Linked DNA regions of Homo sapiens: region 2 is linked to region 1. Evidence: chromatin loops called from intact Hi-C (ENCODE). Cell type or tissue: dorsolateral prefrontal cortex. All regions are shown on one strand. Each heading gives the region's core, and the rest is flanking DNA. Links, peaks and the distances in the headings are about the cores only.

Region 1 (4,396 bases), core at 106-4,105:
AGGCATGTTCTGAAAGATAAGAGAGCACCAGCCGGTCAGAACGGAAGATGTTCTGTGGCTGGGGCACAGATTGCAGGGGCGATGGCAGGATGGGGTTGGCCATATGAGTAGGGCCTGGTCTGCTGTGGGAAGGAGCTTGGAATCTGAAGAGGCATGGACAGTTGGTGAACACTGTCAATACGACTTATATAGTGAATACAAGGAAACATAAGAAGGAGTCCTCCTGTCCTCATCTGTAAAATGGAGCTGATATTGGTGGCACCCCATCAGGCTGCCATGGTGACTCAGGGAGGTGGTGAGATAGTTGCACAGAGCAGCTGGGATGTCCCCACATGTGGTGATGCCTCATCCACGGGAGTTCAGTGGAGGCACACTGTGAGCTGGATCCTGTTTTATTTACTCCTCCCAACTGTGTGCAGAAGTTCTTTTATAATAGCTCCACTTCGCAAATGAAAAAAAAATGATGATCAAACAGCTAAGGACAGTTGACTTTGTCAGCATTACACGTGTATACATCTGTCTACAATTAAAGTATTAGCTCCATAAGAAAAAAAAGGGCCACGTTTTCCCTGTCAGCCTCTTCCCTAACACCCACACCCCCACAGTGATTAGGACCTAGAAATCACATCATTTCTTTCATCAACCAAAATATAATGAATAAAAATAAAATAGCAGGGACAATGAACATACTAATGATTTTTTATTGTTTCAGGCTTGGTGCTTGGCACAAGAAATACAAAATGTAATGTTTGTGCTGGGCTCGGTGGCTCACACCTGTAATATCAGCACTTTGGGAGGCTGAGGCAGGTGGATCACTTGAGCTCAGGAGTTCAAGACCAGCCTGGGCAACTTCGTGAAACTCCGCCTCTACTAAAAATAAAAAATAAAAAAACTTAGCCAGGCACGTTGGCACACATCTGTGGTCACAGCTACCCAGAAGGGTGAGGTGGGAGGATCACTTGAACCCAGGCGGTGGAGGTCGCAGTGAGTCCAGATCATGTCACTGCACTCCAGCCTGGGTGAGAGAGTGAGACCCTGTCTCAAAAATAAATAAATAAATAAATAAAAACAATGTTAAGGACATCAAAATCTAGTAATTAAAAGTGATTTATAATTGTAATCCCTGCTCTGGGGTTGAGGGTTACATATTTTTTAGCCTTTCCTCAATTTTATATCTGTCTGTCACAAATTAATGACTAATATCACACCCAGCACAAAGTAAGCCTAAATTTTGGTTTCCATTTTTTCCTTTTGCATTTGAGAAGATATTGAAACAAAAACAATAACTAACCATAATAGTTTCATTTCATCTTATAAATCACTTGCAAATGTTTTCTTTGCAGAAACACTACTTGTTTATATACTGAAACATACTAGAGATGGTCTTATTCAATCTATTCAGCTACTGAGTAGAATTTCAGGGCAGCAAAATGCACTGATTCTATTGGGTGTAAGGATAAATAAAAACCTTTTTTTTTCTGTCCTTCTCTGTCTTTCTAAGGCAACAAATAAATCTGTTTCAGAGCTGATTTTATCCTAAGTTCTTTCTAGCGCCCTTCCCTTTGCAGAAATGTTGTATTAGTCAATGGAACCTGACATTTATATTCATCACTATTCTTTTATGAACAACTCCATGTGTTTTGCTTGCATTTCTCTAAGTTTCTACCCTTAGCTGAGCGGGTCCATATATCAAGAGTAATGTCAACCAGCACGACATCCAACAATCACACTCTGACTCCAAGACTTTTGTAAACAGTCCGTTTTTAAATAAAACCTAAGTTTTAAGGTGAAAGGTTTACTTATAATTTACATGCTATTATCTTAAAAATATAGCTTCAACTTTTAGCAAAAATTAATTGCTTTGTAAATCCTGATTTTCAGAAGCTGTGACATCTCTTCTAGTGTGATGACTGGCCTCTTCCATGATAGAATGGAGAATTTTGTAAGAAGTATGTTTGATTCTCAAGTGGGAAACCTTTGAGTACACGCAGGTCATATCACAGAACAAAGAAACAAATTTAGGCAATTCCAAATTTAGGCGGTGACACTTTCCTACATAGAACTCTTTGTTTAAATATTATTTATGCATCAAGGATTAGCTCATTTCAAGATAAAGTCACTGTTTTCCTCTCCCTTTGGGACTAATAAAATAAAACCTTATTAAATAAAAAGTAATTGACAAATAATTCCTGAGAGCATCAGAGCCACCAACTTGTTTTCCAAAACAGAAAAAACAGTGCTTACATTATTTTATTCTTGTGATGCTATCTTAACTTTGGGGGGGGGAAGGTTAAATTATTCTGAAAGCTATGAACCATCTACATATTTATTCTTTTTAAAGGTTCTGTGGTGTGTTAGCATCTGTATTGCCAGAAAACAAAATTTTCTTCAAAGTTATTCTTGGGCAGGCCTGGGACTCAACCCATATGTCTCACAGTTAGTTGCAGCACAAGGCTTTAATTTATGAGGCTTGTTCCAAACTCGTCTGCAGTGTTACTTGGTTCGGTGAATGTGTTGCGCCACCTATTGGTGGGCCCTCAGAAGTTCACTTTTCATTATTAGACGATAACATGTTTTAAGCATTTCATAAAAATCATGTTTTTTGAGGGTCTTCAAGATTTCAGAGTATCAGGGTGAAGATGAACAAAATATTACTTTCATTAAATTATTTTCTCTACAGTAACTGAAAAGGCATTATTTTTCCACGTAAGTCCTTAGACCGGATGAATTAGTAGAGAGAGACAAAGAAGTATTTTTTCATCCGCCCTAGACTTCTCTTAAAATACCTTTGCTGGCTTTTCTTCTGAGCCGTCTCTTAGGGAGATCAAATACACGTCTGTGCATCGGCTCGTAAAGAAGGAGAAGAACACCATGATGGCCTAAGAAAAAAATAATCACATAAAAGAGTGAGAATCAGGCTCGACTATTTTCTTTCACCATTTGTGGAGATACATACAATTTGAAGACTCAAAATCCCTTGTGGATAGAAGCCGAGGGAGAATTTCACAGTACATAATTTTCAAACAACAAATATCTTTCAGAAAACACCTATACCTTATTATAGCCTTCCTAAAACCACCCTGGCCTTGCTCTCTTACAGACTGCTTTTTCCTCCCCGAAATACTAAATAACTGAAAGCATCAAACTGCAGAAAAGGTTGAAGTTTTGTGCTTTTCATGAAGATTAGGGGAAAATCAACGCAAGCAAAAATGCTATTTCCAGTGATGTTGAGTACCTTGATTCATATCTTCCTTTGTGTCTTTAGAAGAAAAATATCACAGGTGTATACATATGTCCCAACTCATCAAATGTATATATTAAATATGTGCAATTTGTTGTTTTTCAATTATACATCAATAAAGCTTTTAAAAAAATCTGGAATTGGATAAGACAGAGAAAGTACTTTTAGCATTTTCTGTTAATACATCTCCCCAAATAATCACCATTTTCTTCCTTTTTTAATCCTTAGTATAACAAAGGGCAGTTGGGCAGCTATTGATGGGGAAACTCAGCAGTCAACTGGCTTGTAAATTAGAATCTGTGGTTGTAAAAACGGATTTGTATATCACGGGGAGTGGGGAGTGTGTCTGCCTTGTAAATTTAATTAAACAGCAGGTGCAAAAATCAGGTCGTATGGCTTTGATGTGCCCCGTGCGAGGATGACAACTAGACAATGATTCTAATATGAAGAAATTTGCATACATTTGCATTGGATAGCAGAGAGCACTGAGCTCTCACCACTTTCATATTTTATTTCTAGGAAGTTGAATAAGATTTGAACGAGCACTTTCTATTTAGGCATTGCAGAAAAATACAAGCAAGGTTTTAGCAGGAACACAGAAGACCATGTGGACTGAAGCTAAGCTTTCCTGACACACACTTCGAAACACAACCACCCTTGCTGAAAAATACAGAATGCCTAGAAATGGAAAAAAAAAATAGAGAGCAAGGAAGGAAGAAAAAAATGTATTGTATTTCTGGGTTTTAAATCTTTCACAGAGAGTGTAACGTTGATTAAGATCTTCCTTCCTGGGGCTCTATCCTGGGGTGTCACACCATTCTCTGTTTCCACAGTCAGCACTATACATTCAGAAATGATAAAGATTGGAAAAAAGACTTTTCCCATACAGCAAATTGCATTTGATATAAATAGTTTTTTTTTAAATAATGTATTTTCCTGACTTATGGGATAGGCCATATTTTTGATAACAGCAAACTGGAGTTTAGTATAAACATCATTCTTCTGCTCCTTGCGATTTCTTGCTCAGGTATTAGAACACAGTAAATAAACAGTCACTACGAGAACCCAGCATTATTTTTAAGGTGCTGTAGGCACCGTACCTAGCACAGAGGTGCTGTAAAATAGCACTAAAGAAAGAGGCTCCAGATAATTAAT
Region 2 (4,396 bases), core at 323-4,322, 1.5 Mb before region 1:
CCCACATGTGCCCTCGCTGTATTATACACAGAAAAAAAGTGTGCATTTATTTAACAAAAACAGACCATTTCATGGGTAATTAATGAAATGAAAGGTGGAATAATGTATAAGAGAGTGCTATTGCAAGATATTTTAAAACTGAAAATGTGTATTTTGCAAAGGGAAAAAGTTCTGAGAAAGAGAAAATTGAATTATTTTTGAGTCCCTAGGATGACAACAGAAATGTGTGGTCAGGCCGGGCGCAGGGGGTCACGCCTGGAATCCCAGCACTTTGGGAGGCGGAGGCGGGTAGATCACCTGAGGTCAGGAGTTCAAGACCAGCCTGGCCAACGTGGCGAAACCATGTTAGCCGGGTGTGGTGCCGCGTGCCTATAATCCCAGCTACTCGGGAGGCTGAGACAGGAGAATTGCTTGAACCCAGGAGTCAGAGGTTGCAGTGAGCCGAGATAGTGCCATTGCACTCTAGCCTGGGTGACACAGAAAGACTCTGTCTCAAAAAAAAAAAAAAAAAAAGAAAGAAAGAAATGTGTGGTCAATGAGACATTCAACTTTGGGGTACATTGCAACGTGGTCATGATGACAGTTCTAAAATCCTAAGAGAAATAATCCAAATCAAGTATGGAAACAAATTAGCCTAATACGCTGAGTTTGTGCAAACAATACTTACCTTCAGTTTAGGAATGTGGTCTGCTTTGCAACAGCTTCTAAGAGTTGTGAAGTATGGCTTTTTTCTTCCTTTCCTCCCAGAAACTGCCCATATGATTGCTTAGTGAGTCAGTCCTCTGGGGAATGTCTTCATTTTACTCAGCCCTTTTGATATAGCGCTCCATAAAAAAGCAGCAGGGACAACCCGTCCCTCTATAACAAACGGGGTAAGCACTGGCGGAGGTACCTCTGATGCACACCATTCTATTCGTTTCCTTAGTTATAATATTTAGGTTGGTGCAAAATTATTTGCGGCGTTTGCCATTAAAAGTGATGGCAAAAACCACAAATAATTTTGCACCAACTTAATAATTACTACGAATAATTTCCGTTGCTGCAAAGCGATTGTGATAAAACAGGTTGTGATTAAAATTTTATAATGTGAAGTTTGGGTGCCGTGATTTTGACAACTTTATCTTGACACAGTATTATTAAATCAATAATAATAACAACAAATGTGTAACCTATAAACGAGAAACATTAAAAGAAATGTGGCTGCTAAATAGTTTGGTTCCATCACTCTCCTGCGCAAAGCTCTCCAAGGTCCCAGTTTACACAAAGTAAAGGCCAAAGCTCTTAGCGCGGCCTGTGAGGCTGGGTGTGATGGGCCTCCCCCATCCTGTCCGTTCTCCTCTCCTCGCACTGGGCCCCTGGCTGCCTTGCTCCGGCCCACTGTCCCCCACCATGCCCCACCGCTCCCCCACCACCCACCGCTCTCCCCCAGCCCTCTCCCCCACCAGCCCCCATCCCCCCACCTCCCCCCAACAGCTCTCCCCCACCCCCGTACCATCCCCCACCGTCCCACCACCCCCCAGCCCCCTCCCCTGCCCCCCATCAGCCCCCACCACTTCCCACCAGCCCTCCCCCACTCCCCGCCAGCCCCCACTGCCCCCACCGCCCCCCATCAGCCCCCCACCAGCTCCCAGCCCCCTCCACCCCCTCCCCGTCACCACTCCCACCGCCCCTCACTGCCTTCAGGTGGGACTTCCCTGGATGGCTGCTGCCGCCGGGCCTTTGCACGGGCCGCACCCACTGCCCGATTCCCCTTCCCGCAGATTCTGCGTGTTCGGCTGCTCCTGTTGTCCACGGTGCTCTCATGGAGCCTGGGGTACCAGTCAGGGCCCCGTCAGGAGACAGAAACCCCCCGAGCTCTCAGAGAGAGAGTAAGCTTGCTAACTAGCTAGAATGTGTTAACTGGGGAGCTGAACAGACAGCACTCCAAGCTGTCACCGAGGCAGTGCCGCAGGCAGCATGCCCCCCAGGATGAGGGAGCAGAGGGGAAAGGCGGGAGTGACTGAAGCTCAGAAGCTGGAGGAGGGTCCCTGTGCCTGGGACGTAGAGCCTCTATGCAGGGGCCGCAGGCTCAGGGACGGGGGCCATCAGGCTGGTCCTCTGAGTGTGGGGAAAAGCGCGGTCTGGATTCAGGCGCAGCCACAGGGAGGCCAGGGTGAAGAAGTGCTGGGCGGGGCTGCTGGGACCCCCAGGTGGACGGGAAGTCCCCGGGAAGCACACGGGCTGCGGCCGCTCCCATCCTCCCGCCGCCCCGCTGCGGCTGCTCTCTCACGCCCCCAACTGGCCATGCTAACCCGGAGTCGGCTGAGCTCTGCAGGGTCCCGGCGACCGGAGGTTGAGGACAGAAGACAACACCTTCATACTTCATAACTGGTCACCTAGGTTCTGTCTCCTCTTTTTCCCTGCTTTATTTGTCTTCGAATGCATATGAGACACACTCATGGTCTGTCTCCCATTGCTGGAATGCAAGTTCCACAGGGGCAGGGATCCCGGCTGTTTCATCCCAGTGTCGGCAGCACCTAGAGCCACGCCTGGCGTAGTCCCATGCATGTTTGCCGAATAAATTAATACATCAGTGTAACTCCATCGACACGTCAGAGACTTTCAGTGGCAAGAGGTGTCCCCGTTTTTGCAGGAGCAGCTCGCTAGGGTGGATGTTTTGTTCCTGTAGACAATAGATGATACAACAAAAATAATTAGCAGGAAGAGTCCTGCTTTTTACCCCTTGGCCTGTGTGAGCTGGCATTGCCCTGCAGCAAACGCGGTTTGCAGGGAGAGCACTCAAGGGCGTCTACTTGTTTGGGGATGATTCTCTAAAAGTCATTGTCAGGTACAAAGCCAGGACTTGACAAACTTGTCCAAAAATTTCCTTCCCAGTCAAGATATTTTTAGATTGAATCAACTTAACTGGTTTGGATTAAATTTAAACTTGAAATTTTCACTCTTTAAAATATTTTACTTCAGGCAATTAAAGTTTCAGTTGACATTTTTTAGAAGTCTTTTTTTTTTCCTCCCCTGGGAGGCTTTGGCGAACTCTGGTAAAATTACAACATTAAGAATGGCCTTGTCCTTTTCTCTGCCTAACTTGCTTCCATAGGATTTTTGAAACATCAAATATTGAAGAATTGTGTGCTTAAGAACTTTCTCTCAGAACTGATGAAACTTATTTAGAGCTTATTTAGAAGATTATGTTTGTAAAATAAAACTTACAGCGTTGTCCCTAGGTGGAGAATTAACTTAAAACTAAGACCACATTCCAAGAAGTGGCATAATCATATACGTGGAAGTACACACGCCATTCTACTTATAATGGCAGCAGGCAGAAGAGGAAGGGAAGCCAGGACGTTCCTAGGCTTCGGCCACTTTTCTTTGCTGCCAAATGCTAAGATCCATGCTAGGCGCCCCTGTCATAGCCATGCAGCGTCTCAGTAGGAGTGAAAGTAGTTCAGAGCCAGAAGGGCGGAGAGTTCAATTGCTGTCTCAGTCAAGGTCAATCTTGAGGAAGTGAATGAGGGTGCCAAGCAGTGTGTCAGGAGGCCAGGGCCTTTTCAGAGAGTTGGGCAGTGGGGGCATCTCTGTGCTCCAGTAGATAGAGGACTGGGTTATTTTTCTAACTTACTTATCACAAACATTCCCAAACATATGCAAAAGGAGTGAACGGAGGACACCTATGTGCCTGTCACTCAGTGGTGACAGCGGCAGCATTTCACTATATCTGGCTCATCCAGCCCTACTCCCTTTTTCTTTTTCTGGAGGATTTTAAAGCAAATATTATATATTATGTCATTTATCCTTACAAACTTCAGTATGCATCTCAAAAATACCAATTTCACACCTAAGGAAACAAAATCTTCACTATTATATAATACCCACCCCTCACTCAAATTTCCCCAGCAATCTAAAAAAAAAAAAAAAAAAAAAAAAAAAGTCCCTTTAGAGTTTCAGGATCCAGACAAAGCCCATCCGTTGCATGTGGTGGTGGTATTTTAAGTGTTTTCGGTGCTTGGCCTCTGCTTCTTCGTCATCGGCTTGTTGGAAAGGTTGGGCCAGTTGTCCAAGGATGCCCTGTTCCGGGTTTGTCTGAACACTTCCTGCGATCCCATTTCACTTGCTCTCTCCTGTTTCCCATTGACAAGAAGTTAGGTCTCAGGGATTGATGTTACCCCAGATTGAATTTTTACTCTTCTTTTCCCTAAGAATACTTCACAGGAAGTGTCGCTGGCGTCGATCATGTCCCATCGGGAGGCACCTCATGGCCAGTTGATTGGTTTTCTAGAGATTGATCAGTCGGTTCAGGTGATCATTTCTTTATTAACAGCCTGATTATTCTATTACAAAATTTCTCATCAACCTTACAATGTATGAGTTTACTAAACTTTGAAGATCATGGTCTAAATCA

Evidence for each region. A loop is a pair of places that touch in the nucleus more often than their neighbours do. Peaks named below come from ENCODE experiments on the same cell type or tissue, not always from the same donor. Only the 100,000 strongest peaks of a DNase experiment are listed, where the experiment ranks them.
Region 2: it touches region 1 in a loop (4-fold over the local background); 59 of 110 quality-filtered maps call a loop at or near these places.

The regions. Positions count from the first base shown.
Region 1 is chr2:7,201,271-7,205,666 of GRCh38, reverse strand. No RefSeq gene overlaps it. Among named protein-coding and RNA genes, the nearest start is that of GRASLND, 280 kb to the right of the region's middle. In dorsolateral prefrontal cortex, for the core only: CTCF peaks have their summits at 2,320 and 2,519 (motif pointing left); a DNase peak (open chromatin) is centred at 2,506; H3K27ac peaks cover 1,388 bases.
Region 2 is chr2:8,691,315-8,695,710 of GRCh38, reverse strand. No RefSeq gene overlaps it. Among named protein-coding and RNA genes, the nearest start is that of ID2, 11 kb to the right of the region's middle. In dorsolateral prefrontal cortex, for the core only: CTCF peaks have their summits at 2,071 and 2,273 (motif pointing left); a DNase peak (open chromatin) is centred at 2,263; H3K4me3 peaks cover 912 bases.